Regions from separate parts of the Mus musculus genome. Here regions 2 and 3 are each linked to region 1. Evidence: chromatin loops called from intact Hi-C (ENCODE). Cell type or tissue: left cerebral cortex. All regions are shown on one strand. Region 1 overlaps Etl4 (enhancer trap locus 4). Region 2 overlaps Etl4 (enhancer trap locus 4). Region 3 has its middle 4.6 kb from the start of Etl4.

Region 1 (8,000 bases):
TGTTGCTTTAGGTATTCATGTTTTGGAGAAAAATAACTGGTCCTTCAGATTTAAGGAACCAGATCTTATTGAACTAGCAAAAAAAGGAACGAAAATAGCTTAAATCACTTTTTGATTTGTGAAACATAAAATGGCCTGTCAGGGATGAGTGGGCGTGCTGGTTTCAATGACTTTGCCTGACTTTTCTCTTCTGTGCAGACACATGTCCTTCACTGAGAATATTAAGGAAATGTCTGTGGTAGAAAAGAAACAGAGGGGTGTGTTCATGGAACAGATTTTTATGTTCGGAGGTTTTTCAAAAAGATATTTGACTTGAGCTAATTAAGGGTATTTTCCTGTAAAATAAAATCAAGCACTAGAAAAATAAAATGTCACATCTGTGCGACACTAGTGTGAGTAACCGAGAACAGCTGAAGAGAAACAAACTGGAGCTGCCCTTACTTGGTCAGGGATGAGGAGGTGTGGCCTACTCAGAGGAAGCGACACACTGAGGTGGGCTCTGTGGTTTCAGAAGGTCAAGCCAAACCCAATGTCGCTCTCGGTCTGACACTTGTGAATCTGGTTTAGAACTCTCGGATGCTCATGTCTGAGCCCACACACATCCCACACAATACTGAACTAAACATCCAGAACTGTAGCAAGCCCCAGTTAAAAGCTTTCTTTTATGAGATCTGCCACGGTTATGGTGTCTCTCCACAGCAATAGAACACTGACTAAGATACTTTAAAAAAAGAAAAGAAAAGTTTCCCCCTATATAGCTCAGACTTACATTGAACTCATAGCAATCCTCCTGTCTCAGCTTCCAAAGTACTAAAATTATAGCTGTCCTTTTAGGAAATGAGCTGAACATATGGAAATGTTCAAATTCCAGAAGCAAAGAGGCTTTTGCAAAACCACCTTCTCCCTCCTCATGCAAAGAGTCGCCCCGCTGTAGCTCCAGGCACGTGATCACCGTTCCTAACATACAGCCATAGAATCATGTGGGCCCTCTCTGCATTAGGCATGTGCAGGACGCAAGGAAGATGAGGCTGCATCCTCAGAATCTACCTCACATGGGTGAAACTAAAGCATTTCAAAGGCAGCAGTGTGGCGGTCCCTGTCACTGATGGAGTTGGCACAGGTCCCTTCTCTGCAAAACCTCCCATCTGCCTCAAACATTCTGTCCCCTGGAGACCCACGTCAGCACCTCCAACACCCATCCCTCTGTTTGACCTCGTACCCTCTCAGGCTTGCATTCTCAGCAACAGAGCTAGAGAGGTCCCTTTAGAGAAGCACACTGGGCACATGTTCCTTAGCTTAGACTCGTGCCCTGCTCTTGGAAGATGCCCAAACCTGTCTCTTTCTAGAGAACAGCACATATTATCAAGTCTACCCATCACTTACCATCTCCTACTTGCCCATGAAGCCACACCAGAGGATCCCCTGCTTTAGAGAATGCACCCCATCGCTTCCTTCCTTTGCCCTTGAACCAAGCCCTCGGAGCTCACTGAATATCCAGCTCTGTCTCAGCTTCCAGTGTCGATCTGAAATGCTTCAGGAGTGATCATGTTCCAATGCCTCGTAGCACTTGGCTTATTTCTTCCAGGGACTTCTCGCAATCAAAATGCATGTCTATATTGGTCTTTACTGACCAAGAGTTTGGAGGTTTCGCCTATCTAATTAAGTCTTTTACACCAGATTCAGAACAGTGCCTGGCTCATTAGTAGCAACTCAAGAAATACTGACGAACTGGCCTACTATGTGGAGTGAAGAAGCTACGCTCATGGGCTCCTGCAAATCAAGTCAGGGCTCATCATTGGGAATTACACTTGAAAACTAAGCATTGTTTAGATAGCTGTGCAGTTTGGGGAAATTTAAGCATAGAATTCAAAGCAAGCAGATCAAGCAAATCAGCTCTTTTGGGAAAATGCAGGCTGTCCTTGGGGTGAAAAGGCCAAGCAGACACTATGCAGCAGAACAGATGACCTCGTGCTTGCTTTCCAGTTGTTCTGGGGCTGGATTCTTCCTCTCTTCAGACTGTGTGTTCTCAGAGCCAGATCATCATTCACAGACAGCTGTAACCCTGCCTTTCTAGCAGCCCCAGTTGTACCAGGATGGCTCCCTGCTTCCTCTCTGAGCTCTGTAGGCATTAAGGGGCCATGTACTAACAAAACAGCTAGACTTCTGGTTTGTCATTCAGCCTGATTTCCAGGCCAGGGTGCAGGTCACCCATATTCCTCAGGGTTGCCCACAGGCAAGACCCCAAGCTTTAAAATGGGGAGAATTCAGTGGTGAGTTAGGGTAATTTTGTAATCTTTCCATGATTACAGAAAGCAGGTACCCAGTGTCCTTACTTTAATTACAGGTCTTTATCGCCAACTCTGAGGTCCCTTCCATGTTCATATCCTGATTTGTACTGAGCCGTGCTGGTCCTCCATTGACTCCTCTATGGTGGTTCTCAAGAGCTCAGCCCTGTTATACTGGCTCCCCTTCTGGGTATCTGGATTCTTCCTTTGATAGCCCATATCACCCCATGTTCTGATAGGTACTGTTTCCTGAGAGCTTGGGTTTCCCCAATGCAAGCCCCCCAAAAGACTTCTTGTCACATTTAACCTGAGAATAGCAGAAAACGATTCCAGACTCACCGCTGCCCTTCAACAGGAACTAAACCACACTTCTGACAAAATAGCTCAAAAAAAAAAAAAAAAAAAAGTCAAATAATTCAGTAGTTTTCTAATGCCTCTCTGACATATAAAGGAGAAATCTTGGAGAAAATATTGGGGCTTTGTGGGTCATGTTGTCTCTGTTGTAACAAGACAACTATACTATTGTAGCATAAAATGAAGCTAACAAGGGGCTGGAGAGATGCCTCAGTGGTTAAGAGCACTGACTGTTCTTCTAGAGGTCCTGCATTTAATTCCCATTAACCACATGGTGACTCACGACCATCTGTAATGGGAATCACCCTCTTCTGGTGTGTGTGTGTGTCAAGACACAACACTTATAAAATAAATAAATACTTTTTAAAAATCAGCTAAACATAATACAAAAGCAATAGGCATATATGTCTTCTAATAAAACTTTATAAATGTAGGCAGTGAGCCTCATGAAGTCTAGAATCATCGTTTGTGAAAGTATGGTATAGCACATTCTTCTAAGCAATTGCTTTTGCATGTGTCAGGGTGTGTGTGTGTGTGTGTGTGTGTGTGTGTGTGTGTGTGTGTGGATGTTCACATGTGTGTAGATACATGTGTCTGCCTGTTTGTTGGGAATAGGCCTGAGGTTAATGTCTAACATCTTCCTATCAGTCATTATACATTCCTTATACATTGAGACAGATCTCTCTCTCTTTCTCTCTCTCTCCCTCTCTCTCTCTCTGCATTTGGAGGTCACTGCTTCAGCTGGTATGACTAGTTACTTTGGTTTATTGAATTCTCTTTCTGCTTTGAGAGCAGGGAGATCTCAAGTAGGCACCACACATTACTTGCTGAGCCGTCTTCTCTGCCTTTCCAGACAATCTTTACTCAGGATATAAAGGTTTCCATAGAACTCATGATGGAGACAGGTTTCTACACACAGCATGCACCCTTCATCCCACCCATCTGCCTCGTTCATTACTCTATCATTCAGCTTGACTTCAGAAAACTAGATGCCACAATAAAAAATTACTCCACTAAAACACTGACCAGAAAAGAAAGGTCATTTGATACTGATATCTGTTTTTAAATGCTTTTTCAAAATTGTTTATTTGTGTGTGCTTAAATGTGCTCACTGGAGGTCAAAGGATAGCCTGGTGTTGTTTGAGAGTCACCATGTTTGCCACTGCATTGCATACTCCAGCAGGCTTGCCCAAGAACTTTCCTGGGATTCAGTCTCTCCATGCCATATCACTGTAGGAATGTAAGGCTTATGAATACATGCCACCATATCTGCATTTTTCATGATTTCTGCGATCTGAGTTCAGATCATAAAGCTTGCAAGGCAAGCCCTGCTACTCACTCAGCCATCTTGGCAGCCCATGATGCTTATTTCTGGAGGCCCAGTTAACACAGTTTGCAGAATGGAAGGTGGGTGCGGATGTCAGGGTTAGGTTAGGGTAACTGAAATTAATACATGGTTGATGGTATTTTAGGAGGATTGTTATATTATGAAGGGAAGACATCCTGTGAGGGAACTAGTACCCTCATACTTGGTAGTGGGGAAGGAAAAAAGCAAAAATAATGGTTTGAAAGGTAACTTTTGGGGTTGTTTCTCAATCTAACAAGCACCACTTCGTAGGCAGGACTCTATAACTAAGAGAAGGCGTTCCATTCTTGCTTCTCATTAGACAATAATCTAGACCAACATTGTCTTCAGAAAGTATTTTAAAATGAGCTGCGTTTAGAGTATACTTTCATAGGGAGAAATAAAACCTGGGTGACATTTAGAATGATTTCAACATGTGTGTACCTGGACGTTGTATCAAGAAAGAACTCTGAGAAGGAGGGGAAGAGGAGAGGAAGGGAGTAGTCTACCAGCAAAAAGGCCTTTATATAGGTTCATCTGGTCCTAGTACGGAGATGAAATTGAAACCGGAATAATGACAAGCAGGGTCCTCAGAGAGTGTTGACCTGCTCCCTGCTCACAGTCATCAGTGTTGGGGTGGGGGAGTCAGATGACAAGACTCATTTTCTTTCATGACACAGCACATGTGGGCTCACTCCTGAGTTTAGAAAGAGCTTCACAAGTCTGCTCCACACTCCCTGAATGTGTGTCTCGGTGGGGAGTCCTCGGCAGGAAATCCTCCATCTGTTTGCCTTTAGTAGAGCAACTTCTGAGGATGAGCTCATTTCTCTCCGAACATCCTTGTGTTGCTGGAAGACATTGTGGTTGAGGGAGAGAAATGTCACCAGGATAACAAGAGGACACTTCAAATGCAGACAACTGGGACAGTTACACTTTACAATCTGAGTTTGAGACAGGGCTTATTCCTCCTTTGTGGTTTACATTCTGATTTGGGCCTTTTCATTTTTCTATTTCTCTCCACCCCATTTTAAGAACCTTCTCCTCTCTCTCTCTCTCTCTCTCTCTCTCTCTCTCTCTCTCTCTCCCTCTCTCTCTCTCTCTCCCCCTCTCTCTCTCTCTCTCTTTTAGCTGCTTCTGCTTCCTAATAGTTTGGATGTTTGGAGAAGTAGATACAAAAGGAAGATTTCTGAAATATCTGTCCTGTGGATTTCTAGTATATTCCTCGAAGTTCAAAGGATTAAAGCTAGCTTAGCCTTTCTTTATAAATAAAAGAACCTAATTTGAAATTCAAGATTACTTTAAAATTACCACTGCAAGTAAGTACTTTGTTTTTCTCTGTTTCTTCCTTTAAGCCTTTAATAGGAAGCATCTTTTGCATGCTGTAATTTCAGTGACGCTATCGGTTCAACTCTAAATATAAGTAAAACTATTTGCCAGCCTATAAATTAATTACAAGATCGGATGCAGAATTTTCTGCAGTTGGTACCATTTTATAGGTAATGTGTAGAGGCATGCTTATGTTTTCATGTCAGGAATTATTTAATTTCATTAACGTTGCAAGCGAATATCTCTTGGCTCATTTCTCTAGTAGTATAAACCATATTTTAAGTTAGAAAGCAGGGGAACTCCTGAAGACTATGTTGTTGACCTATCAAGCAGATCCAATGGTTGACATTTCTGGAAGACTTAGGCGGATTTGCTGAAGAAGAGGTAAATCTGGAGAGTGAAGCCTGGACATTTGTGAACCCCTCCTCAAAATGCTGTGCAATCACTTGGCAGATGCTGGAGGAAATCACTCTAGCCTGTAACCAGCAGCAGGGAGCTGAGACCTTAAAAGATTTCAGCCGTTCTCACCTTTCTGTGGTTACAGTATAAGTTGAAGAGGTAGCATTAGGGAGGAAGTTTAAGACTCCAAGGCTAGAGCTGTGACTGTCATCTAGCTGGATGTGGCTAAGTGGTGTGTAGATCACGGTGGGATCTAGAAGTGTCTGAGGCATCCTGTTTCCTCCCAGACTCCTGTCTTCTATCATCCACCCCCACCCCAGTGTCACTCAGGGAAGAAGATGGCTGCTTGTACTGGCTGGGGGACAGCTGGGCAGAGGGTGGGCTGTCTTTTTTTTTTTCTACTTCTCATGTCTTTCATTCTACCACCAAGCATTCATGGACAGCCCATTGGTACACAAACCAGGTTTAGAAGGAAGCATTTTAAAGCAGAAAAGGCATGATGGTGGAAGCATACTTCCGTATTATTCTTCTTTCCATCCTCTGCTAGCATTTGGGTATCCTCTGCCCCCACTCCCACAAGAATAATTTCCTATTCTTCCTCTTTCCTCAGAGCCAAATGCTCACAAAACCAGCCTGGTTACTATTGACGCCCTTTAACTAGAGATCATTATTTGCTGGACCATCTGCTATTTCTACTCAGTAGAGTGCACTGTTCCATTTCTACAACTACCCTTTAAATCTCTCCCTCAGTGGTGCATAGCTGCTCAATATGATCCTAAGTCAAAGGCCTGCTGTGACCAACAGGAATCTTTGGTTCACTTTTGTGAGCATTACTGTCAATGGTATAATCATGGATGGCCACAAACCCACACTGAGAGGAGGGAACAGTTGTGTGCGAGCCATGAGAAATGAAACAGAGTGATTGTGCCCTTTGCCATGCAGTTGCTACTTTCAGAAGAATTACCTATGGTTAAGGGTTTGTGCTGGATTTTATGAGGCATAGTGATGGCCAGCAATGTTCTTTATGGATGTCAGGTGCATATCTACTGTAACAGTATTGGCGGAAGGTTGGGTGGGGTTGTAGCTTCATTGTACCACAGTTGGCTAGCATTAGACAGGCAGGAGATGAGGAAATGATGACATCATTAAGCAATTATTGACTGCCATCGATTTTCATGTACAAAACTGATATTTAATAGTGGTTGTGGCATTTTTCTTCTGTCACTCAGTCATTATGGAGATAATGGAGGCAGCCTCCTTTACCTATTTCAACAGATGAGGAAAGAACTATCTTAGAACATTCCCACTGACTACCATCCTGCATTCTTTCTGCATTTGGCACCATGATTTCTGTCTTTCGGTCTAAACACGAAGGTCGCATACTATCCTTTATAGTCTGTCATAAAATATAGCTAAGAGCAGGTATCAGACAGGGAAGGGGTGGGGGTGGGGAAATGAAGACTTCAGCAGTGAGGTGTTCGCCTCATGTGTTGGAAGTGGGTTTCAGTCATCTCAGACCTACGTGGGTATTTATGGAAAGTATGGCTTCACCCCATGCCATGTGTTTCTGTGCTTCATTTTCTGCAGGTTTCTGTGGATAATTAGCCCTTTTTGGCTAACAGCACCATAATTCTTGGAAGAATACAGCACATTAGTGAACAAATGTGTTTAGTTGTTTGTGTTGGGCCAGGTTTTCATTATGAGCAAACAAGACGTTTAGAGGATGGGAATGAAGTCTTTCAAATTCATGAAGAGGGATTCGGATTTTCATGTTTTTCTGTCATAAAATATACTAAGGGAGTTTTACTATAACACCACTTATATAAATATCATTGATACATGACAAATAAATGATGAGAAAGAATTCGTGAAAAAATAGAATCAGCTAGTGTGTGAACGAAGGAGTAAATTTGCAGACTTGAGGCTGGAACTCATTGGGCATTCGGTGACAGAGGTGACAGCCTTCTGAGTTTTTGCATTGCTCCTGATCTGGGTTTGCCACTTTGATTTCCCTTTGCCAATTCAAAGATGATGTATTGACTTGCCATTGCTTTTCAGATAGCCAATCATTACATCTGAGGACAAATTTATTACCATAGAGTGAAATACAAACGTGGCAGATGACCTCCAAGGAGACAGAAGAGATAACTTCAGAAATACCATCCTTTTTCCACTTTAGATCCATCAATATTTAAAACCAGTTTGCTTTAGGGTTTCGTCTCTCCCGCCCTTACTTTATACAGGACGATCCTGAAGCCGGTGTAGTAAACGGATTTACATCTCAGTACCTG
Region 2 (8,000 bases), 110 kb before region 1:
TCACACCCTGTGGGATGGCAACCCCAGGTAGTGTTGGAGAGGAAGCGTGGGAAGTGGCGACTGACCAACAGGTAGGATTCAGAAGCAGAATGATGAAGCATTAAACAACCAGTTCTTAAAGGTGAAGCCCAGAGGCAATGGGTCTGTTCACCCTATGAGGGCCTATAATTTCCAGTGCAATTAGAAACTGGTCTGCAGCTGTGAAAACATGACCTCTAGTAGGCTAAGCTCTTTGGCAAAGGTATGGAATTAGGTAGAGAAGAATAACAAAGCCAGAAATTATAAGGATGCCCTTATATGCATAACTTCATACAATATATGAGACCTGTGGAATGTTACAAGGGTATTTTCATCTGGAATTTGTCTTCAACAAAGCATAAGAAAGAATCAGCTGGTTTTCCTAAAGGGACAGATTGCTGGGAAGTACTGTTGTCTCCGTGTTATCGTTGCGGAAATGAGATTCAAATAAGATGTGGGTCTCTCTTGAAGCAAAAGAAATCAGTAACACTGTGGTAAAAATGCAAGTCACCTGGGTGTTGTGCAAAAAGTGTACAGCTCGATCCATGATGCTTTGGGCTTCTTGAAGATACAGTTCTGCTCTTCAGTGCTTGCTATTTGCTTGTTGCATTGGATTGTCAGTCTGGATGTTTTTGTTGATCTTATGTTGTAAGTAAAACCAATGTGATGGACTAGCTGTGGCAGACGCAGCTACAAAACAAAAGCTTTTCTAACCCACTCTTCCCTACCCACCCACCCAGTAACATGTTTCCTGCAGTATCATTCCACCCTCAGGAGGACTTGATGATGGCATTTAATTTGTGCACAGAGTTAAAAAAGAAAGGACAGAAGATTTACCATACATAGAGAGTTCCAGGACATCCGTGGTCTCAAAAAATAAACAAAACAAACAAATAAAAAGAGTCACTATATACAGCCTGAAGAAAAAAAGCAAGCCCAATAATCCTCTTGGGTTTTGGCTTCATGTGAAACCTTACAAGTTGAAACCATCCAGAAGGGTCCTACATCTACAGCTCCAATCCTGCTTCAGGAGCAGCCCAGACGCAACCTTGAAACAAGTGTCTTTTTGCATAGAACTCTGGGACAGAATAAAAGGAAGACAGCAGGGGTCGGATTTCTCAGTCTCAGAAAGCCACACTGTTTGATGATAAGATAATGATCTCTTCCTCTTGCTTTACTAGGTAAAATTCTCCCTCGTGCTTTTGAATGAGGGATTTCCCCTAAACAATACCTGAGACCCGAGTTTAGTTCAAGCCCTGGAGATGATTAAAGCAAAGTCAGGACTTCCAGAGGGAAGCTGGGCTATAACACCTTTTATGATAAACTGTAATTTAGAAGCATCCTGTAAAGACAAGAAAAGTCCAGGTTTTAAATACAGCTTTAACAAAAGTTCAGCTTCATCTGGATTAAGCTGGAACATACTTTAAAAAAAAAAAAAGAACTTTTTTGATCATCAATCACATCCTACCCCATAATAAATAGTATTGATGTTTATTACCCTTGGATTCTCCATTTGCAAATTCACTTTCTCAACTAACTATATTTTCAGTCTCAGAGTTCATAATAATGGTGCTTTTGCAGACATTCAAAAGCAAGTACAGGGCAGAAATAAATTTGAGTTGCACAAAGCACACCATAAACATGTGTTCCTTTCACGGTCAGGGTAGTCCCATGCTTTTTTCTCCCCTTTTCCCCCCTGTACTCTCTATATCTTTGATGTCTTCATAGTGTAAAAAAAAAAAATGGAGCCCAGATTCAATGTTACAGTACTGGTCCATGGACCTAACTATACCTGTGTAAAAGGGAACATTCCATGTCCTGTGGAGAAAGCGGGTGGATTGGTTGAGCTTTCTTGAGGAGTAAATTACAATGCTTTTAGCTATCAGGTCAAAGTTAATGAATCAATTATACATCATAAATAAGAGATCTTTCAAGAGAATCAGACACAAAGTTATGTATTGAGTAATAGTCCAAAATATCATCCAACGCTAAGGAGCTATACTTCTTCTGAGGACACCCATTCAAGAGTCACCTATTCAATCTCCCTATTCCCAATACAAAACATAACAGTGACTAATGAAAATGCACTGTGTTTGTCTAACAGGTTGGTACTGTCTGCTCCAAGGATTGCTGTATGTAGTTTTTGCCCATCCTCTAATATGCAGCTCAGAAACAACCTGCTATGCTGAGCACCAGGTTTTAAATAATGAGGTGTTAGGTGGACCGGGTCTGTATTACATTGTGTCTAACATCAAAGGCAGAGAAAGTATGATGTTGGGAAAATAGAAAGAGAAAGGATCCTTGGCCACAAGGGTTGGGCAGGCTGCTGTAAGGAATGGAAGATGGGGCTATGGGAAGAAGCTGGAAAGAGGAAGCCTGAAGTGGAGGGAAATGAGTGTTCATATTAACGTTAATATGAACAGGTACAAAGACAGTAGGTGTGGTGCTTCCTAATATATGCAAGTGCTGTGTGTTGTACTTTCTTGAGTTAGCAAAGGAGACACCAACATAGTCCACTGGGTTCAGTGGTGTCCTTTTATGCAAACTAAATATGTTCATTTGCTTTTCTTCCACATATAAGGTCAAGTCTCTTTGCTTCATGGATACTCTGGTAAGACACACACACACACACACACACATACACAGTGAGAGACAGACAGACAGAGACAAAATAATTAATTTAGTATTTACTAATACTGCTACACTAGTATTGACTACACCATGAACAGAGAATTTTTTTTATTGCCCAGTGTAGAGAAGCTGTGTTTTCTCATATTCATGCATAAGGTAATTTGTCTTATAGGCAGAAAATAGAATTTGAAACTTATAATAAACAAATCATTCCTTAAACAGTTATAGGGAAAAGGCAACAACTTCAGAAATAATCACTTGTTTCTATGCAGTTACTTGTTGGAAACAATAACCTGAAAGGGAAGCTCCTCTGTCATTAGACTTCAATGTGAGGAAATTAGAAAGTATAAACAGAGCACCCAAGCAGTAGAGAGAATTTTCTATAATGCCACATGGACATGATAAATTGTACCATTTTGTCACTTAATGGTATATTAGATCAATACAGAATCTGACTCATGAGCTAATTTAGAAGCCTCAAGGATGGTGGGAAAATGTTTTTAGTATCTCAGGAAAGATTCTGAAAACTTTACAAAAAAATAAGTGTTTGTGAAATATGGCCAAGTTATCGCTTCACACATGAAAAATGTTCTATAGCTTCTTCCTAGGAGTGAAATTCGTTTTGTGAAGTCGAGATTTCTAAAATGTTAAAAACACATTGAGCCACTGCTGAAAAGTAACAACCATGCCATCTTGTGTGGGGGATTTTTAAGTAAACAAAATATTTTCTTATACATGACAGTGGTGCACAGGTGAGTGTGCCTGTAAAGTCCAGACAAGAGAGTGGCATCTCGTGGAGCTCAAGTGCCAGATGCCTGTGATATGGTGAGTACCAAGTCAACTCAGATCAAGTGCCAGATGCCTATGATGTGGGTAGTACCAAGTCAACTCAGATCAAGTACCAGATGCCTGTGATGTGGATAGTACCAAGTCAACTCAGATCAAGTACCAGATACCTGTGATGTGGGTAGTACCAACTGAACTCAGATCAAGTACCAGATGCCTGTGATGTGGGTAGTACCAAGTCAACTCAGATCAAGTGCCACATGCCTGTGATGTGGGGAGTACCAACTGAACTCAGATCTCTGGAAGTGCGGCAAGGTCTCCTAAGCACTAATTCATCTCTCCAGCCCCACAAAACAAAGCACATACAAAACATAAAACACATGTTCATAGACTTCATAAGTCTCAGCTATTGTAATCATAGTTCTATTATAATGAATAGTGATCCTGAAGTAGCATATACTAGCAGTTATCAAAGTTGTCCTGAACAAAGTATCTTTATTTATTTTTTTTCTTTTTTAATTAGCAAATTCTTTTTTCTTTTTTGTTGCTTTAGTTTTGGTTGGTTGATTGGTTTTGTTTGTTTGATGGTTTTCTTTTTTTTTTTTTTTTTGCAAGTATGTCTGAACATCACTGGCATACAGTACCAGTGGAATCTAGAAAGGGGCATCAGCTTTTCTGGAATTTTAAACATTGTGAGCCCCCATATGGGCACTAAGGACCAAATGTAGGTCCTCTGGGAGGGCAGCCAGTATACTTAATCACTGAGCCATCTCTCCAGCCCCAACTTCTGAACTGTTAAAGGCAGAAGAGTAAAATATGAAATGTGATATAAAAGGAAACATTTTAAGGTAAGAGTAGAATTTTCTAGATCCTCCAAACTGTTTTTATAAGAGAGCAAATGTGCTTTGGCCTCTTTGTCATTAGTCAGTAGTTACATCTAACTGCTATAATAATCAACCTGAAGGAGCCAGTAACTTACAAAAACAAAGATAAATTTATTACTGATATAAAAGTTGAACCATGGTGGGGTGGTTCTTTTGGAGGTGCTTTAAATAATATTTTTCTATCATGCAACCTATGCAGTTTTTATGGAAAAAAAGAGCTTGCATGGCAGTCAGGAACGTTTGTAGTCTAGAAATAGCAACATAACTTCCACTCCATTCTTCAGACCAGGACCTAGCATTAAAGTTGCTCTGTCATTGTAAAGTATGCTAGAAAATGTCTTCTGCCTGTTTGCATGGAAAAGCAAAAACAAAAACAAAACAACACACACACACACACACACAACCAATATGCCTTCTTAATTCTTCAAGATAAAGGTTTAAACTTCCCAGGATGTTCTTATCGATTTTTACTATTATTAATTAACTTTGCTATTGACAGTTTCACCACATGCATATGATGGACATTGGCCATTCTTGTCTACCATTCTTGTCTACTATTCTTTTCCATATCTCTTTCACCCCTGATAATCCTCTTCCCTACACAATTTGTTCTCAAATTCACATCTATTTGTTTTATTTTGTGAACCACCATATTTAATGGGGCCATCTGTATGGTCATGGGTTTGTGACTTTCACTCCTGGGATTAATCTCATTGCCCCACAATGAACAGCAGCATGGTGGTCACTGTTTTCCCACAAGAGTGGAGCTGACTGTGTCCACGTGCTGTTTAACTGTCGGGAGCAGCCAACTTGATGTGGAATGGAAGGGAAAAGCCACGCTAAGGGTCTTGACTATAAAAGCAAACAGAAGTCGTCGTGAAGAATGCCTTTCTGCAGCTTGAGGCATGGTCCTGGTTACATAAGCACTGGGCAAGCAAGAAGTGCAGTAGAGAAAGCTCAGAGGGAAAGGGAAAGACTCAGAGAGAGCTGTGCATCTGTACCACAAAACCTGAGGGAGGAAACTCAAAACTGAGCATGAATGCAAGAGTTGTGCCATGCTCACAATAGGCACACGGAAATGGATATTCCATGGCTTGAGGTCTTTGAGTGTAGCTGTACCCAGCCATTGGTCAACCACTGAATCAAGCAATCATGAGGGTGATCGCTTAGGAAGACAGATTGAAAGCATAACTGAAGATACAAAAATTGAACACAGATTTTAGTTATAGCACAGGGAAAAAAACAGTTTCTGAAGACTAATTCCAACAAGTTTTCTTACAAGGAGTGAGTTTATAATAGCGACATATTATGTAAAATATCAGTTTTCAATAAAACGCTACAAAAAAATGCAAGACAAAAACAGTAAATGATCCATTATTACCACCTGGCTTACAAATAGGGCAGGATTTTTAGAATGTCAATTTTGCTATTGAAATTACATTCCCCAAAAGACAATGAAAATGTATAATGAATTAAATGAGTATATAAAGTAGATGCACCAATTATGAAGGTCTCTTAATAGAGAGAGAGAAACAACATCAAAAGAATCAACTATCTATGCAGATACATCCAAAGGACAATGAATGTGTTGTGTGTAATTTTAAAAACATGCTTGCTCTTTCTTAAGAGCTCAACCAGAGCTCCCTCAACCTCTTACAGCTAGTTCCACCAAGCAGCCAATGACAGCCCCTGCTGTGCCCTTTGTCCTGCCCATCTTAGTCACCATGGATGGAAAACACCAGAGAGCCTTAATATTTTAAAAGTAGCCAGATAGTTCAATGTCTGGGCGAAGAATAGCCTGCCCATCCTCCTGGGCCTGTCCATGGTGGAGGCTACAAACTATAGGTGCCCTGCGACCTACATGTCTGCTGCTTCCTCTGCTCAGCCACCTGCTCTGCCTCCTCCCTCTCATCCCCTTCTTTTTTTCCTGGGACTGGAAGTCCCATCTTTTTTTCTTTGCCCGGCAATAGGTTTTTGCCTCCTTTACTGATATAATCTAGAACCAATTAGAGAATTAATAAATCCCCCTACAAAATACATACCAAATATTGTTATGAAATTATAAAGAAGCACAAGGTCAATACAGAGAAGTCAATTTTTACAGGTATACCAGCAATAATAATTGAATTCTATCATTAAGAATACAACTTCACATTAGCACCAAAACACCAATACTTTAGTTTTAAATCTAAATGTATATATGGAGAAACTGATAACTTTAAAAAATTATGTGAACAAGCAAAAAGCAACACCATGTTCATGTATTAGAGACTTGGTATTGACAAGATAACAGTTTTTCCCAAGTTTATCTACAGATTTAATGCATTCACAACCAGAATCTAGAGATTATTGACACATTGATTAGAAAGTTTACATAAAAGTTAGAAGATCTCAGTGATCAATAAGATGTAGACAGAAAAAAGAAAAACCAGAGAAATGACAGTACTCAATTTGGACAACTTTAACACTTCCATGAAGCTACAGTAAAGAAGACAGGATGGATCGTTAGAAGACTGGCTGATCAGCAGAACAGGACAGGTAGGGTAAAACTCTACAGATGGCATCAATGCATTTTTGCCAAAGAAACACAGGTGACTCAGTGAGAGAAAGGCTATCTTTTTCAACATCCAGATACACACACACACACACACACACACACACACACGTGCATGTGCATGCACACACAAAACTAATCTTAGACAAGAGACCTTATCCATTCCACAAAAATTAACTCAAATGGATCTTAGAACTACATGTAAAACCCCCAAACAACAAAACTACCAGAAGACAACACAAAATAGAATATTTTAATCATTTAATTTTTAATCTTAAGGAATTTAAATCTATAAAATATACCTTTTACTAAAAGTAAAAAAGAAAGAGTAAGAAACTACCCATCAGAGTCCATTTCTCACCGAGGAAAGGCTCTGTCAAGGGAGGGAAAAGGTGAGTTACATACTAAGAGAAAATATTGGAAGACACTTGGCTGATGAAGACTCGAATTTAAGATGCAGAAAGATTACTTGAGGGATGTTAATCCAAGGAATCTCTTCAGTTTGGAAAACTCTTGGGCCTGGGCCATCGTGGACATACAGGAATACAAGTAGCTAGAAAGATGGGGGGTGATATTTAGTTTAATTTTGTGTTTTATCGTTTTGAGACAAGATCTCAGTAAGTGATCTAGGCTGGCCTGCAACTTTCTACATATCCCACGGCAACTCCAAACCCACAATCCTCCTGCCTTTGCCTTATTACTACTGGGATTGCAGGTGTGCACCACATTTGGAAAGGGATTAATATTTAGACATTGAAATTCTCTTTTGCAGGTGCAGCCTGCTTTCTGAGCCAAACCAACAGGGAGATGCTCAGAACAAGCCCCCAAATAACCTGCAGGGAAGGAACAAAGTCAGATGATACTTAAAGTGGAACCAAGCAAAGTATGGACAGTCAGGGAGATGCTTAGAAAGTAGACAAATGCCAGATAGAGATACACAGCACAGGTCATCCCTTATCTTTACCCACTTGTTCTACTGGACCAGCCCTGCTTTTCTGAGGGCATGGGTGCCCAGGACATAATGCCCCAACTTACCCAGCTCTGGAGGAGTCACCAGCTGCCTGTCCTTCTTCCCTGGCCTGGTGGGGCCTATATTTGGGGGCAACAATGAGCCATGAGAGAAAAGA
Region 3 (8,000 bases), 120 kb before region 1:
TTGATAAATACATAGTTATTAGATAAAGTAGAGAAAATAGTATAACAAGTGAAAATTTCACTTAGCATCTAAAAGATGAAATTAATTTTAAGAGTAGATTAGTTGCTATCACTAGGTAAGAATTTTGACACATTTCTATTTTAGAGCTTCTTGAGTTGACTTCATGTAATAAGTGGTAGTGGATATCAACAAATCATTTCATATTCTTTAAGAATTTTCTTAAGTAATTCATGCATTTTCTTGAATTGTACAATGATTTCTCAATAAAATCCATTCACCAATAACTGTAAATAAATGAATAAATGAGTAAATAAAAAATAAATGACAAAGGAGAATGAGTTAGCGGAGTCTGACACATTCAAAAGGTCTTATCATTCTCATCTTTTCTGTGTGGACAAACCAAGCGCTGCAAAGAGAGCTTTGCATGCATTGAGAATATTTTTATTATGTGAGCAAAGACAGAAGCATGATTCTAAGGAAGAGAGGCTAATGATTTTTTTTTTTTAGTAACTGGAAACCAAATGTAAGTTCCAGAGTTAGTATCTTGCTATGATTTTTTGTTTAAATAGTGCAAATGTTTCCAAGCAGATTGGGAGGCACTGATAAAGTTACAGTCCACTAGCACATTTAGATACATTTCTTTTTTAAAGATTCCAAACTGAACTTCTTTCCTTGGGATAGTTTTAGCTTCCTATTTTTGAGACTAACACCTTCACTAAAATAACCATTCATTCTTCCTACCCACAAATGCTGAGCAATTGAGAAAGATGCACTGTACCACATCTTAAGGGGAAAATGCAGAAGGGAAGGGGGTGGAAGCAGCTGTGCCCTTTCTAGTGACTGACAACTGTAGTCTGCTACTTGATTTCTATGGGAAGACTCAGAGAACAGATTGACGGCTGTGTGTTTGCCCCAGGTAGTGTTCCTAATTTCGAGTAACATACTGTGGTTTGGCCTAGGAGACTGTGGGCTCACAGACTGCCTGTACCTGAGGGTAGCAACAGAACTAGATTGGCTGTGGAAATGAAGAAACGGGTAGAGTATGGGCAGAGCATGTTTCTCTGCTGCCCATCACTACAAGATACTCTCAACTATAGCCACCACTCAGCCCCACTGTCTTTGCACCATTCCCTCAGTACTTGGAGTAGAGCCAAGTTAGGCACCTGGACATTGCCCACCAAAGAGGCAGCCATGTAGGGTTCGGGGGGCACAGAGTTGACCCCCATTTAGCTTCCTTCAATTGTGAGATGCTGGAGCAGGTCTCTACAATGAAGAGAATTCTCCACTAATGGAAAGTAATTTTGAATGGTGGATCAACCCCCATATTCATTATAGAGGGGAAAATATTAAAATATTACAGTAATGAAAATTCATATGCTCTTTGTTAACTTATTAAGATTACTACAGAGCTCACAGCATTGCTGTAAGGATGCTTAATATCTTCTAATACTCTCTAGTGTTTTGCAGTTTTAAAACTCAGTTCAGGGAAAGTACGTGTCGTAGTCATTTTTCCTGTTGCTATGATTAAATTATCTGACAAAAGCAACTTAAGGGAGAAGGGGTTGATTTATTTCGCTCACAATTCAGATTATACTGCATTGCACTGGGCAAGTTGAAGTAGATGAAAGCAGCTGTTCCCATTCTGTCTAGGGCCAGAAGGAAAGAGCAGGAAAAGCATCTTGTTGCTCAGTTTTCTTTCTCTATTTCTACAATTAAAAATCCTAGTCAAGGAAAAGTGCTGTCCACCATGGGTGGGTCTCCCCCAACCTTAATTAACATAATCAACATAATCCCCTACAGGAGTAATCCAAGGCCTGTTTCCTGCCTCTGGATTCTGTCAGGCTGACAATTAGCACTCACCATCACAGTGTACTGTTTAACATGTAATGTCAAGTGTCGAGGAATGCAACATGCAGGTTGGTGACTGTTCTAGTTTGCTTTCTATTGCTGTGATGAGATATTCTGACCAAAAGCAACTTGAAGAGAAAGGGATTTATTTGACTTATACTTCCTGGTCACAACCAATCTTTGAAGGATGGCAAAAGCAGAACCCAGAGAGGAATGCTGGCAGAACCCAGAGAGGATGCTGGCTTGCTCGCTCTGCTCACAGAGGTGGTCACAGACCAGTCTCATCTGGACAATTCTTCAAGTGAGATTCCTTCTTCCCAGGTGACTCTAGGTTGTATCAAGTTGCCAACAATAACTAATCAATATGGAACCAGCTCTATGCTATGTAGTATATTGGGAGCTCAGTTAACTCTCAAACACCAGAAGACTATAATATGTTAGTGATTTTGCTGTCAAGGTCAAAATATTTGAATTAAAATTTTACCTTATTTATAATTTAAATAATATAGGTCAGTTGAGAGAATGGAATCATTATCAGTCATCTTTACTTAACAAATGGCATTACTTAAAATACTTAAAATTTCTTCTCCAACCCCTTCCTTTGTTTGTTTAGCATGCTTAGCATAATAATGTTGGTGAGAGAAAAGTAATTCAATGGATTTTTGTTGAATGGATGATTTAACTATATAATAAGTTTTACTTTTTGTATTAAAAAAAATAACTACAACATATTTTCTCACCAGAAGAGCTCATATTCTAGTGGAGACTATAAGTGGAAAGCACGTGCTTTCATAGGCATATGCTATAAGTGATGTGAACTGGACATTTAGACTTATTACCGTATGATAAGTCATTTACCGCATGGGTCACAAATACGTCTTCAGTGAGCAAGACAACTAAATGGCAAAGGAATGTTGTTATGGCCATCATTATCAGCTCCACTTTGTAGATGAGAGAACTGAATCTGTGAGTGGTCATCTGGCTTGCTCAGACCTGCCATGGATAAAGTGGTAACCTAAATACCAGGATCCTGAAGAACAGAGTGATTGCTGGGTGTGTGGTGGAGAAACGCTCCAGGATGTAAGAAACACGAGTGGACCCATGATGGGATGATGCTCTAAGTTCATCCTGTTGCTATGATAAAACACTTTGACCCACAGCCATTTAAAGGAGGAAAGGACTTGGTTCAGACTACACTTCCAGGTAGGAGTCCATCACTGAGGGATGGCAGAGCAAGAGCCATGAAGGATAACTGCTTCCCTGCCTGCTTTCTGGCTTTCTCACAGGCTAGCCTATAGCCCTCTATCTAGGGATGTTGCTGCCTACAGTGGGCTGGGATCTCCCACACCAATCATCATTCAAAGCAATCTATTACAGGCGTGGCCATAGGCCAATCTGATCTGGGAAATCTCCTGAGACTCCCTTTGATGACTCTGTGCTGTGCTGTGTCAAGTTGACAGCCAAAGTTAGTTGAGACAGATGATGTCTAAATTCAGGCCTGGTTGTCTCAGAAAGACATTCTTAGTCACTACATTCCATTGCTCTTTAGCAAGGATGAATTGGCTGTGGTCTAGCAGGAGAAAACCTGCTGCTCTGAGTCGCTCAAAGCTGTGTAGAGATATTTTTTTTTTAAGACACTGACATTTAAGATGAAGAGTCTGCTAAGCAAGCCAAAAAATATAAATGAAGGGGGCTTTTAACTCTATGGTTCTCCTTGATGCTCCTCCCTATAGCTTTCAGTCAATCTCATATTCACTCAAAGTTACACACACACAAACACACACACACACACACACACACACACACACACACACACACACACACACACACACATTCTTAATCTCTTCTGTCCCTGGAGCTCAGCTCAGACCAGCTCTAGGTCACATGCCTTTCTAGATTGCACCACCTCTGGCCAGCCACTGGGGCACATTGCTGAACCAACAAAGACAGCTTGCCCCTCTCCTAGGCTGGAGTATTCTTGTTGTGCCAGCCCTCCCTCGTGGACCACCCTGATGCTCTAGAGATGGGGAACTGTCTGCTAGCTCTGACCACCATCTTTGCCTTCATCAAACCAGTAATGACTAGCAAAAGTCTAAAGTGATGTATTTAGGAGGAACTATGTTTTTAAATTCTCTCCTTTTTATGTTCTTTCAATAACTTGGATGGGTGGTGGTGTTTGGTTGGTTGGTTTGCTTTTCTCAAGTAGTGTCTCATGAGCAAAAGGCTGGCCTCAAATTTTTTATATAGCTGGGGATGCTCTTAAACTCCTGATCCTCCAAACTGGAATGAGAGCCATACTTAAACCTTAAGTAGTATTTCTTTTACTCTAAACATTATTCACTACTTCGTATTTGGGAAAACTTGCGTGTTTTGTTCTTTTATTTCTATCTAATTTGAGGAACAAGGTTACATAACTTGGGAAAGATTGTTATAAAAATAGATTAGCTTAGATGTCCATCAATGGGCCCATGCATAGGATATAGAGAATGTTGCCTATATTCATTATAGTTTTATTCAACCATATACATGAATGAATTATGTCATTTTCAAGACAGTGGATAAAACTGGAGACCACTGGATAAGTGTATAACAAGAAAACAAAAATGAGAGTATTTTAGAAGAGGGGGAACAGTGGAAGGAAAGGGGGAAAGATGGCAATGGAGAGCCAAAGGATGTGATATGCTTGAATGAATATATTATGAAACCCATTAAACATATAACTAATACACAATTTTTTTTTTTTTGGTTTTTCGAGACAGGGTTTCTCTGTGTAGCCTTGGCTGTCCTGTAACTCACTCTGTAGACCAGGCTGGCCTCAAACTGAGAAATCTGCCTGTATATGCCTCCAAAGTGCTGGGATTAAAGGTGTGTGCCACCACTGCCCGGCCAATGGTATCATTTTTAAAGGTGAATTTTACAACTGCTTTTCCCATAAAGATTATGTTGTCATGGGATAACATTCTAATGGCTGGCTTGTTGTTTTGAATCACAGGCTATTTCAGTAATTTGGCTAATACAGTAATTTGCAATTTAAAAATTCATTAATTTATACTCGGTAGTTGCATAGTTCTTTTATTTCGAGATTGTCTGGTTTGTTAACAATAATTTAGAGTTCTGTTGACTTGTTAATATGTATCAACTTTCTCTCTCAATCCCATAAACTGGGTGACAATATTCAAACCATTTCAGGCTCTTTAGTTTTATTTAAAGAAAAGGGGGGGGGTTGTTGTCGCTTTGGGGGTTTTGTTGTTGTTATTGGTTGGTTGATTTGGTTTTGTTTTTTGTTTGTTTAAACCAAGTGCTTTACCTAAGTTCTTTAAACAACTGAATATGCATGGCACATGTTCTTAGTCACACATTCAAACACAACCTTTTGTGGGCTTCTACTTGACCATATTTAGTAACATAACCAAAGTTACCCCTGTTTAGATAAAATTTAATAAAACTGTATTGGGAAATTATTGTGCTTCTCAATTCTGTGCCCCAGTGAGTCTGAATTCTCCAGAATTGATTTACAGAATTATATCATAAAGGTAATTAAACAATGGGTTATAATTATTAATTACTTCATAATAAATCCCAGTAACAAGCAAATAATTAAGGCATGCATTTCCCTGTGCTTTTTCACAGTGCCTGTTTTGTACACACAATGTGGCTGCTGTATATACACAGAGTACCTGCTGTATACACACAGAGTGCCTGCTGGGGACACACAGCTTATCTGCTGTCTCCCATCTTACATTTCATGTTGTTCTTCTTCCTCTCATGCAGTGGCTTATGCAAGTGGGGTGAAGAAGAACATAACATTGAGGGTAAAAGACACTTATACCAATCTTTGGAACAGAAGGGAAGTGGACAGATCCTGTGGGGAAGCAGGTGGAGTTGTGACCTGTGGAATCAATGCAGGCTAGGGCCTTGTGTGGAGTCATGGGAGTTTAGGGTAGTCACAGCCAATGACAAAACTTAAGGAAAAAGAAAGGTAGGAATAGCTCAGGATTATTTGTGTCATGCACACAACATCTAACTCTTACCAACACTAATACACAGAAGCTGCTGAGACACTATGCCAGGAGGGTGTAGATTTGGGTTTGAGACCAGGCTTTGACTCTTAACAATGTATCTTTGAACAATGTGTTTCATCCACATGAGTTCAGCAGACTCAGCTGCAAAATAACACTAACATTGCTTAGCCAGTAGGGTTACAGCAAGGATGTGGGCAGGAAGCAATGCCTGACAAATCATAGTTACTGCCTTATGTTGGTGTGTATTTTATTTTTAAGTCTCACTCTCATATCTCTCTGTGTCTCTGTTTCTATCTATCTATCTATCTATCTATCTATCTATCTATCTATCTCTATCTCTCCCTCTCTCTTTCTCCTGTGTGTGTTTCACTTATGTATAAATGTCCATGTGTTTGAGTGTAGTGCTTGTGTGCCACAATGCACATGTGGAGGTCAAGAGACAACATTAGATGTTCATTTTTGTCCTCTTCCTTATTTGAGTTAGAGTCACATATGTTCACTGCTGCATATGACAGATTAGCTGCCCCATAAACTTCCAGAGATTCTCTTGTCTCTGTTTCCCATCTCACTATGGGAGTATTAGGATTGCAGATATGACCTACTTTATGTAGGTTCTGGGGATCTGAACTCCGGTCCTCATGATTACATAGAAAGTGCTCTGTACATTGATCCATTTCTTTAGCCCTTGACACGTAATTTTCAATTACCTATCCCCAGTTAGTTAGGAATCACCAGATTTGACCCTCAAGAATTTTACTGCAAAGATAACCAAGCAATAGTTTGGTATTGTTCCAGTACTAATTTGAAGCAAATCGCTATATTGTAAATATTTTATTAACCATCACTTATTGACATAGTTACACAAACATGTAAGTCGAAAGACACTATAATCTGAAACCTGATCAACTTGGGTTCATATCCTGGCTTCATGATGAACCAAGAGCATAGTTTTCTGACTCTAGAGAGTCTATTGTACTTTGGATCTGGAGTGTCCTCCAAAAGCCCATATGTTAAAGGTTGGTCCCCAGCACTATTGGGAGGTATTGGGAAGTTAAATATTTAGGGGAGGAATTCGCTTAAAGGTAATTTGGAACCTCAGTTCCTCCCCGCTTCCTCTTATTTCCTGGCTGCATAAAGTTAACAAGGGTTAACATGGGGCTTCCTTTGCCATACTCTTCTCATTATGCCCCATAATGCCACCCCAAGCCCAAAACAAGAAGCCATAAACTGAAACCATGAGCCAATATAAACCTTTCCACTTCATAGATTGATCATCTCAGGTATTTTCTCACACTAATGGAAAACTAGCTCATATAAGCAAAAGAGAGACTCAAATTAGGGGAGAATATACAAAAACAAACAAACAAAAAGGAAGTGGAAGTTGATTTGATCAAAATACATTGTCCACACATAGTAAATTCTCAGAGAAAGAATTAAAATACATTAAAATGAAAAGTTAGATATTAAGAAACAAACAGGCAGAAAAGAGTATGCATACAACCTCAAAATGAAGTGGTTGTAGAAACAGCAGTAGAAGCTTGAGCACAGACTGACAAAGCTGATGGTTTGTTCATTGCTCTGTGCTATATTTTATTGATAATGAAGCTAACTAAATCTCTGGGTTCAATGTCTCAGAGTCACACACCTCAGGCTTCCTGACACCTGGGACATTCATCTCTCCTAGACTATACATAGTATATAGACGACCATTTTGACTCCAAAGCCATGCTTTTAATAAATAATTAAATACAAATTTAATGTTTTAAATAATAGTTAATTGAACTCAGTACAATAACTAACTTGAGTTCCATGAGCTAGCCCATATTCTGGAAGTTTGAGTCAAGCCCCAAAAGTGTTTTCCAATTTTGGTCAAGGAGGTCTTTCTTATGGTCGTCCACTATTTCTTTCCACTTGAAATGTGTTTTTCTGGACCCCAAGAGGGATTTATAGCAACAAGTACCCATGGAGAAAGCACTGCTCATCTCAACAGTTGGTCTATTCTGTGTGTACCAGGTTCACTGCCATCAGCAAAATCACCCTAGCTCCTAGTCACATGGAGGTCACTGATGGTAGAGGAAGAATGGAATGTCAGCTTTAGTTTTCAGGGGCTTCCCAATGACCCTAGATATT

Evidence for each region. Peaks named below come from ENCODE experiments on the same cell type or tissue, not always from the same donor. Only the 100,000 strongest peaks of a DNase experiment are listed, where the experiment ranks them.
Region 2: it touches region 1 in a loop (2.6-fold over the local background); 3 of 42 quality-filtered maps call a loop at or near these places.
Region 3: it touches region 1 in a loop (3-fold over the local background); 3 of 42 quality-filtered maps call a loop at or near these places.

Annotation. Positions count from the first base shown.
Region 1 is chr2:20,402,572-20,410,571 of GRCm38, forward strand. The region is part of intron 2 of Etl4 (enhancer trap locus 4); the gene reads left to right. Among named protein-coding and RNA genes, the nearest start is that of Gm17171, 73 kb to the left of the region's middle. In left cerebral cortex, no CTCF peak of the experiment used is centred here; DNase peaks (open chromatin) are centred at 640, 999, 1,301 and 4,737.
Region 2 is chr2:20,293,679-20,301,678 of GRCm38, forward strand. All of the region lies in intron 1 of Etl4 (enhancer trap locus 4), which reads left to right. It overlaps Gm17171 (a long non-coding RNA gene), which reads right to left. Exons shown (of 5, transcript XR_003953996.1): 4 at 7,909-7,962; 5 at 4,796-7,426. Among named protein-coding and RNA genes, the nearest start is that of Etl4, 7.8 kb to the left of the region's middle. In left cerebral cortex, no CTCF peak of the experiment used is centred here; no DNase peak of the experiment used is centred here; H3K27ac peaks cover 402 bases.
Region 3 is chr2:20,281,302-20,289,301 of GRCm38, forward strand. It overlaps a transcript of Etl4 not described here. Among named protein-coding and RNA genes, the nearest start is that of Etl4, 4.6 kb to the right of the region's middle. In left cerebral cortex, a CTCF peak has its summit at 3,762; DNase peaks (open chromatin) are centred at 796 and 3,304.